Linked DNA regions of Homo sapiens: region 2 is linked to region 1. A link is a loop called in an ENCODE intact Hi-C map of the cell type or tissue named here. Cell type or tissue: B cell. All regions are shown on one strand. Links, peaks and the distances in the headings refer to the core of each region. The heading gives the core; the rest is flanking DNA. Region 1 overlaps LOC105372114 (a long non-coding RNA gene). Region 2 holds the start of LOC124904301 (a long non-coding RNA gene).

What was found. A loop is a pair of places that touch in the nucleus more often than their neighbours do. Peaks named below come from ENCODE experiments on the same cell type or tissue, not always from the same donor. Only the 100,000 strongest peaks of a DNase experiment are listed, where the experiment ranks them.
Region 2: a loop joins it to region 1, with 5 times the contacts of the local background. A loop is called at or near these places in 16 of 110 quality-filtered maps.

What each region holds. Positions count from the first base shown.
Region 1 is chr18:50,355,142-50,359,536 of GRCh38, forward strand. It overlaps LOC105372114 (a long non-coding RNA gene), which reads right to left. Exons shown (of 3, transcript XR_935466.3): 2 at 717-811. Among named protein-coding and RNA genes, the nearest start is that of SKA1, 18 kb to the right of the region's middle. In B cell, for the core only: CTCF peaks have their summits at 2,289 (motif pointing left) and 2,492; DNase peaks (open chromatin) are centred at 1,630 and 2,280; H3K4me3 peaks cover 324 bases; H3K27ac peaks cover 270 bases.
Region 2 is chr18:50,305,453-50,309,847 of GRCh38, forward strand. It overlaps LOC124904301 (a long non-coding RNA gene), which reads right to left and starts at 3,982. Exons shown (of 2, transcript XR_007066367.1): 1 at 2,220-3,982; 2 at 1,453-1,724. In B cell, for the core only: no CTCF peak of the experiment used is centred there; a DNase peak (open chromatin) is centred at 2,399; H3K4me3 peaks cover 1,280 bases; H3K27ac peaks cover 509 bases.

The sequences.
Region 1 (4,395 bases), core at 203-4,202:
TTAATGGGAGACAATGTATAAAGATGTAATTTAGGAAGAGACAGCTGTATAGGAGCAGAGTTTTTGTATATTATTAAAGCTAACCTGATACAAATTTCAATTACAGTATTGAAATTTCTTCATAATGATAATAATTGTAATTATTTCTCAGTACCTGCACATTCTGTACCTGAGGATTTGACCAACCAAAGGTCAAAAATATTTGAAAAAAATCAACACAGATAATATGACTAGAAATCATATGGATTTGAAAAATAGTACAGCATAACCGCTATTCATATAACATTTACATTTTATTAGGCATTGTAAGTAATCTAGAGATGGTTTAAAGTATACAGGAAGATGTGTGTACATTATATGCAAATACTACACCATCTTATATATAGACTTGAGCATCTGAGGATTTGGGGTCCAAGGGAGGTCCTGGAACCAACCTTCCATAGATACAGAGAGATAACTATTGATTATTTTAAAAAAAAGTTAGGATGTTAATTGAAAGTACATGGCAGCTCCTAAGAAAATAATTTTTAAATATTCAGAAAAGAAAATTAGGAGGAAATCCAAACTTTGTATTAGAAAAAAATCAATTAAACAAGAAAGCAATATTGAAAGAATTGGGGGGAAAACATAACAAATATATAAAACTAAGAGCAAAGTAGCAAAAGTAAATCTTTCCTTATCAGTAATCACTTTAAATATAAATAACTGAAACTCACCAGTTAAAAGACAAAAACTGGCAGGATGGATTAAAAAATAAAAGCATGTTGTCTGCCCACAAGAGACTAACTTTAGGTCCAAAGATACAAATAGGCTGAAAATAAACAGACAGAAAATGATATTCCACACAAATAGTTGCCAAAACAGAGCTGGTATAACTACACTAATATCAGATGAAATAGACATGAAGTTAAAATTACAAAAGACAAGCAAATTCACTATTCATTGATAAAGGGTCAATTTATCAAGAAGATGTAACAATAATAAACATATATGCACTGCTATGATTTGGGCATGGTTTTGCTGTTGTTGTTGTTCCTGCCAAAGCTCGTGTTGAAACTTGATTCCCAATGTGGTAGTGTTGGGAGGTGGGGCCTAGTGGGAAGTGTTTGGGTCATAAGGGCAGATCCCTCATGAATGGCTTGGTGCTGTTCTCAAGATAGTCAGTGAGTTCTTCCTATTTTAAGACTGGATCTGGATTAGTTCTCACAGGAATTGATTAGTTTCTACAAGTGTGGTTGTTACAAAGCCAGGTCACCCCTCATGTTTCTCTTTCTTCACACGTCTGCTTCCTCTTTGCCCTTCTCTGTCATGTTGTGACTCAGCACAGAAGCCCTTGCCAGAGCCAGGGTCATGCCATTGAGATCCTCAGCCTGCAGAACCATGAGCTAAATAAAACTCTTTTCTTTATAAATTACCCAGTCTCAGGTATTCTTTTATAGCAACACAAAAGGGACTGAGACATGCACCAAACAACAGAACTCCAAAATGTATGAAGCCAAAAAAATGACAGACTTGAAGGGAGAAATAGACAGTTCTGCAATGCAGTGGGTTGACATCCTGGGACTGCTGCTCCTGGTGGTAGGGGTTGACAGGACAAGCTATCTGCCCACATGGTGCTCACGGACTAGCAGAGGAGGCAGTGACAACTGCTGTGAAATAGTAGTGAGTGTTAAGAAGAAAGATGGGGAGAGGCACGTTAGGCAGAGTGAGGAAGTGAGAGAGATAAGGCAGGAGGGGTGTTGCAGAGCAGGTGAGAGAGGGGTATCCTAAGCAGGTGGCATTGGCAGAGAAGGCTGGGAATGGTCTACACATCCCATGTTTGTTTCTGAGTGGTGGGATAATGAATTTTTTGTTTTATTCTTTATATTTTTCTGTGTGTGTGTGTGTGTGTGTGTGTGTGTGTGTGTGTGTTTGAGACAGGGTCTCTCTTTGTCACTCAGGCTGGAGTGCAGCAGCACAATCTCTACTCACTGCAGCCTCCACCTCCTGGGTTCAAGTGATTCTCGTGCCTCAGCCTCCTGAGTAGCTGGGATTACAGGTGTGTACCACCACAGCTGGCTAATTTTTAAATTTTTTATAAAGTCAGGGTCTCACTATGTTGCCCAGGATAACATTTTCAATTAAAAACATGTGCTACTTTGATTTTCAGAAAAAGGGAGTGCTTAAAAAGAGAGCGAAAGTTCAACTTCATAAACTTGAAGAGCACTGCTGACTTCCTACCTGTGGCCACGTAGTCCTAGCTGCGTTTTTCTGGTGGCTTCCAGAAGAATGGCACTGCCCTGCCACCTTGTGGCCATGTGGCAAGTAAACCTTCCAGCCAGCATTACAATAAAGCCAAAATCTGTTTTCTCACGTTTGAGGAAGATGACAAATATTCAGCATTCTAAGTAAGCTATGATTTGGATGGAGCTTTATTGATAGCACTCAGAGATAACGTGTTCTGCTTTATGGTAATACTTCATCCTTTTGGCATCATCAAGAAACAGCCTCTCTACTCAAAGCTTAACTCTTAAGGACCTACATAAAGATTATCTGAACATTCTTATTCATTTCTTACAGAGTGTATTGAACACAAAAACCTTTCCTTTAGAGCTCATGATTTTTAAAAACAATATCTCCTCAATGCAAAGATAAGTTCAATCCATCACCAGGAAGAGCCCAGGCTTAGCTCATAGGAAATACAAGTGAATCCAGGGATGGTGGAGAATTTTTTTTTTCTTTTTCTTTTGTTATTTATTTATTTGTTTGAGACAGGGTCTTTCTCTGTCAACCAGGCTGGAGTGCAGTGACACCATCATGGCTTACTGCAGCCTCATCCACCTGGGCTCAAGCGATCCTCCCATCTCAGCCTCCTGAGTAGCTGTGACTACAGGTGCGTGCCACCACTCCTGACTAATGTTTGTATTTTTTTTAAGAGACCTGGTTTCACCATGGTCCCCAGGCTGGTCTTGAACTCCTGAGCTCAAGCAATACGCTGGTAGGGCTTTTTCTTATTGTTACCCTCTGTATTGATTTGTTCAGGTTGCCAAAACAAAGTACCACAAACTGAGTGGCTTCTTACACAACAGAACTTTATTGTCCACAGCGCTGGAGGTAAGAAGTTTGAAATCAAGGTATTGGCAGGGGTTGTTTCCTCTGAGGGGAAGGTCTGCTCCAAGCCTCTCTCCTTGGCTTGTATGGCCATCTTCTCCCTGCCTGTTCACATCACCATCCTCTCTGCATGTCTTCATGTCCAAATTTCCTCTTTTTTGTAAAGACAATAGTCATATTGGTTTAGGGCCCAGCAAATGACCTCATTTTAACTTGATTACCTCTGTAAAGATCCTATCTGCAAATAAGTCACATTTTGAGGTATTGGGGGTTAGGACTTTGAAATATGAATGTGGGGTGAGCACAGTTCAACTCCTGACACCCCTCCTGGTGTTGCATTTCAGTAGAAGACCAGTGAGCCTCAGGTAGGAACCTGGAAAGCCCCACCGTCTTGTTTCCTCCCATCTTCCCTTTCTTTTCCCTCAATGGCTTTCAACTCTGATTCACATTAGAATTATCCAAGGAGTTTTTAAATTTCTGATTCTGAACCCCACCCCTAGACCAACTAAATCAGAAGAAAACTCGCAGGGAAACTTAATCCAAGAAGGGATCAAGGAAGGCTTCCAATGGGAGGGGATTCGTTCACTACATTTTGAAAAATGAATGGATGATTGAGATAGAGAATAATGAGAGGTGTAGAAAGAACATCATAACCAAAGACTTAGTGGGGTCAGACAACATGGGTGGGCTGGCAGGGCTTGTGTGTGTCCTGATGGCAGAGGGAGGGGTGGGGGGTCACACACAGGGGCACAGGAGCAACCCTACAGGCAGCTGTTGCTGTGAGATAAACGTCCAAGCAGGAGGTGCTGAAAGATGAAGCTGATGAGGCAGGCAGGGGCCAAATCAAGAGAGGATGTGTGCCTCATGCAAAGAAGCCTGGGTTTCCACATCAGCATTTCAGAAAGGGAGCTGCCATCACCCCCAAGCTCACTACTGACCATAATGTCAGGTGTGGCTGCCCTCCTGTCAACTGCATCACCATTGTGATTCTACTTTCATAAGCAATGACAAGTGTGAGTTCACTGTTACGACAAAGGATGTCGTTGCCAATTCTGAAGCTGCTGTGGATGGCAGTGAGGCAGGATAGAGTGGAAGAGGCAAGACCAGGAGCTGGGCAAGACCAGTGAAGTATAATGGATGGCAGAGAGGTGTAGACCCTAGTCAGGAGGACAGACAGTTAAGAAATGCATTGGGTGGACCGGGCGCGGTGGCTCATGCTCATAATCCTGCACTTTGGGAGGCTGAGGTGGGCAGATCACCTGAGGTCGGGAGTTTGAGACCAGCCTGACCAATGTGCAGAAACCC
Region 2 (4,395 bases), core at 204-4,203, 50 kb before region 1:
AATTACATAGATACATTTTCAATAATGAACTAGATTTGCATTCCCAGATTAAATCCCAACTAATCGCTACTTAAAACCTTTTCTTGTTATACTGCTGGATTTGATATGGTAATATTTCATTTAGGATTTTTGCAGCTATGTTCATGAGAGATATTAAGTTTCTTTACTTGTAATTTCTTTTCCTGGTTTTGGTATCAGAGTAATACTGCCTTCATAAACTGCATCAGACAGAGTTATTTTCCTTTATATTTTTTAGACAGTTTATGTAGAGTTGGTATTATTTATTTTTAAAAGGTTTTATAGAATTTGCCAGTGAAGCCAATTGGATCTGGAGTCTTTATTGTTTTTTAGTGGAGAAGGATTTTAAATGTAAATTTAATTTTCTTAACATATATAGGACTATTTAGGTTTAGCTATTTCTTCAATAAAATTTGGTAGTTTGTGCCTTTTAAAAAATGTGTCCAATTCATCTACATTGTCTAATTAATAGGCATATAATTATTTGTAATATTCTTGCAATATCCTTGTAGTACTTGTAGGTTCTTCAGTGACCCTGATATTGGTAATTTTTGTCTTCTCTTTTTTGTCAGTATGACTAGAGGCTTATTGATTGATATTTTAAAAGAATGAGTTTTTTATTTTTCTTTATTGTATTTCTATTTTCAATTTTATTATTATTCCCTTTCTTCTGCTTGTTTTGTATTTTATTTGCTCTTCTCTTTCAAGTTTATTAAGGTGGTTTATCACTAATTTTGAGACCTTTTCTAATCAATGTCTTTCTAAGCACCATTTTAGCTGCATCCCACAAATTTTGAACTCTTCACTTCCATTTAGTTCAAAATATTTACCAATTGACATCTACTTCTGCTTGGATTCATGGGTTATTTAGAAGTATGCTGTTTAAATCTCAAATATCAAGTAGTTTTTCAGACATCTGTAATTTTTAGTTTAACTATTTTATGTTTAGAGAAAACATTTTGTATAGTTTCAATTTTTAATAATTTGTTAAGGTGTGTTTTATGGCTTAAAATGCGATGTATCTTTATCAATGCTCTATGTGTACTTGAAAATAATGTGTATTCTGTTCTTTGTTGGGTGGGGATATTCTAATAGATATAGTGTGTGTGTGTGTATATATATATATATAATTATATATGATACAATGATACATAACGACCTATAGATCAAGTTAATAGCATTGTTTAAGTCATAGTTTTAAACTGAATTTTCTGGAGCCCTGAAGTCCAATCTCTGGGTTGGAAGAGGATCTTTAAGTTTGAATACAGAATCCAATCAAAATAGATCTGTTTTTGTTGCTTGTCAAGTCTATCTATAAACACTGCCTTGAAGCCTGCAGTCTGCACACACCAGATTGTTTACTAGCTCCGGGTTCTAATGTTCTGGGACCTAGAGATATTGTGTTAGTCTATAATAGTTTCATGCATGAGCCAATTCTTTTCTGAATTCGATTTTAATATCCCTGAGTATTTCCTAAAGGAAAGGAGGTTTTCTGGACTGTTATACTGGCTAGGCAGAAACAAAGAAATTAGGGTGCTTAGGCCACCACATGTTGTGTCTGTAGCGCTATGCAAGACCTGCCAACATTCTACCGCGGGCGGCATTCCTTTGGTCTCCTCCACAACCACAGTCCTTCCAGTCTTTCATCCTTCCTCCAGTTTCCTGGTGTGTAGGGCCAGTTCTGCCAAGCAGCTCCCAGGGGTGAACTGATAACGAAATGCAGTCTTAGAAGGCTGAGAGACAGAGGCTTGAGAGAAGCCCACAGCTCCATCACATTCCACAAACCACTCTTCAGAGGAGCAGAGCGAGTTTCGGATCACAAAGCTGGGTAACGGCCAGTTCAGAGCCCAGATCTTCTGCCTCCCAGCCCTGTGTCCCTCTTGGGACATACACACCCCTTCACAAGGGGACTGACCTTCTGGGTGACTTGCAGACTAATGGGCCTTCAAGACCCCAAGTGACAATTTTCCAGAGACATAATTTATGTATTAAAGCTGGCTAGTGGGGGATGTTTCTTGAAGGTAGGGTAGGTGGTTAACAGGTTTTCTTTATATTTAATCACCTAACAAATCTTATACCAGAGCACACTCCCCTTATAAAGGGAGGGCTGATCGCGGTCTAGGTGGGTGGGCTAGGCCTGGGGGCGGGTAAAGAAGGAAAATTCTCAGGGTCTTGCACGCTCCCCCAACTCCTGCGTTTACCAGGATCACCACGTTTAGAGTGGAGCCCTTTATCTTCCGCAGCAAGGGGTCAAACGGCTGGCCTTATGCGTATTTTTGTCTTTCCTGGGTGCGCCCGGAGCTAAGAAGGGAAACCGTGGCGGTTAGAGACCAGAAGTAGGCTCTGTCACTATGGAAACCGAGGACGCTGGGGCTCGTGCCCTCCTATTGGGGCTGAGTTGCTGAGTCTGCGCAGTTTTCATCTCATGTCGGTCACGCCCCCAGCTGCGCTGCACGCTGGCTCTCGGGTTCAGCCCGAAAAGTGGAGACTGAGGAAATAGGTGGTGGTGAATACAACATTCTTTCTCATGAGACACTCACCGTGTGGTTGGAGAAATTACGTAAAAAAAAACAATTTCAGTTTTTAAAAAGTGCCATTAATAACAGAGGAGTGCAAATCGAGACAGCACCTTCTGAAGGATAAATAATTTACCAGTGTAATGTGTAGGAATAACGGATGCTGTGGGGCACCCGGTTCTACTTCCAGACTCAAGAATGTGTTCCTCCAGTTGCAGGGTGTGTTGCTAGCAGAAAGCGTTGCTAGCAGAAAGCCTTCAATTGTAAGTCCTCTTCTGAGTTGCCTAAGCCAAAGAGAGTTACACACTGAAGGTCACGCCCGTTTCCTGGACAGTTCACATCCAATGACGCATCAGTGACATGGAGTATAAAGCCTTTCCTGATTGCCTCAATCCTGGGCAATTCTTGCAGGTTGTCCCAGCTTCAGAGCTCCATGTGCTGGGCGGTGGATTTCAACATCTCATGTTGAACGGCTATGGCAGTTCAACATCTCACTCTGCCCAATTCTGCTTTCTTCCACTCTGTACGTTTTTCTATTAGTGGTGATTTCATGAACAAAAATGAGAAATTTTCTACTGTGAAGCAGCTATTTTTATTTTCATTAATCTCTTCTTTAAACAGAAAACAGTACCTTTGGTCAGTTTTAAGCCCTTGGAAAAAAATTTTTTTTTCACTCTCTGGTTACTAAGGAAAAGTCTGCATTTCAATCATTGCATGTGACAGACTGCCACGGTTACTACTTGAGACCGTCAGTGGGGCAGTTACTACTGTCACTACTTGAGACCATCATTACAAGAGTGAATGAAGGGACGAACATAGAAATGAAAACTTAAGACAACAGAAACTGTTTTAAAGGAAGGGGCCAGAGGAAGAAGAAGAGAGCTCCCTGCTTCTAGTGAGCAAAGGCAGCCCCTGAGCTTCTACAGCCCTTCGTATTTATTGGGTAGAAAAAGCAAGGAAGAGGAGGTAACGATTGGTCAGCTGCTTAACTGATCACAGGTTCATATTATTACTAACAGGCTTCAGATGTACCTAATCACAGGAAACACTGCGCTTGGGGTGTGACTGCCCTCAGCATTCCTTCTGGGTGGCAGACGCAGTTTGACAGTTTGCCAACATTCTGCATTTATGAGAACAGTTTGCTGTTTACTCATATAGCCTCCAGTGGTATACTGAGTTGATCACGACCCTCACTCTTTTGGCCTGCAATAATTGTACCCCTATATGTGTTGTTTTCCTTCAGCTGCTTTCAGTAATTTTCCTTTACGTTTGGTTTCGGTGGTTTAATTACAACATGTTTGGGTATGGTTTTCTTTTTTTAGTCTATTTTTGAGCCCGTTTGGGGTTCATTGAGCTTCTTGAATATGTAAATTTATGTATTTCACTAAATTTGAGATGTTCTAGCCAATTTTTCCAAATATATTTTTGTGCGCACTAATCTCATTTTCTTCTTCTGAGACTCCAATTATATAGAAGTTAATTTTTTCATGTATTTATTTATTTATTTATTTACAGGGTCTCTCTCTCTCTCTCTGTTACCCAGGCTGAAGTACAGTGGTGCCATCAAGGCTTATTTCAGCCTTGACCTTCTGGGCTCAAGTGGTCCCCCTATCTCAGTCTTCTGGGTAGCTGAGACTACAGGTGCATGCTGCCATGTCTGGCTATATTTTTTTTAATTTTTAATTTTTGTAAAGACAGGATCTCACTATGTTGCCCAGGCTGGTCTTGAACTCCTGGGCTCAAGTGATTTTCCTACCTTGGTATTGCAAAGTGCTGGGATTACAGGTGTGAGCTATCATCATGCCTGGTTAACTTGGATTTTTTATATTGTTCAAAAAGTTTTCAAAGCTCTGTCCACTGC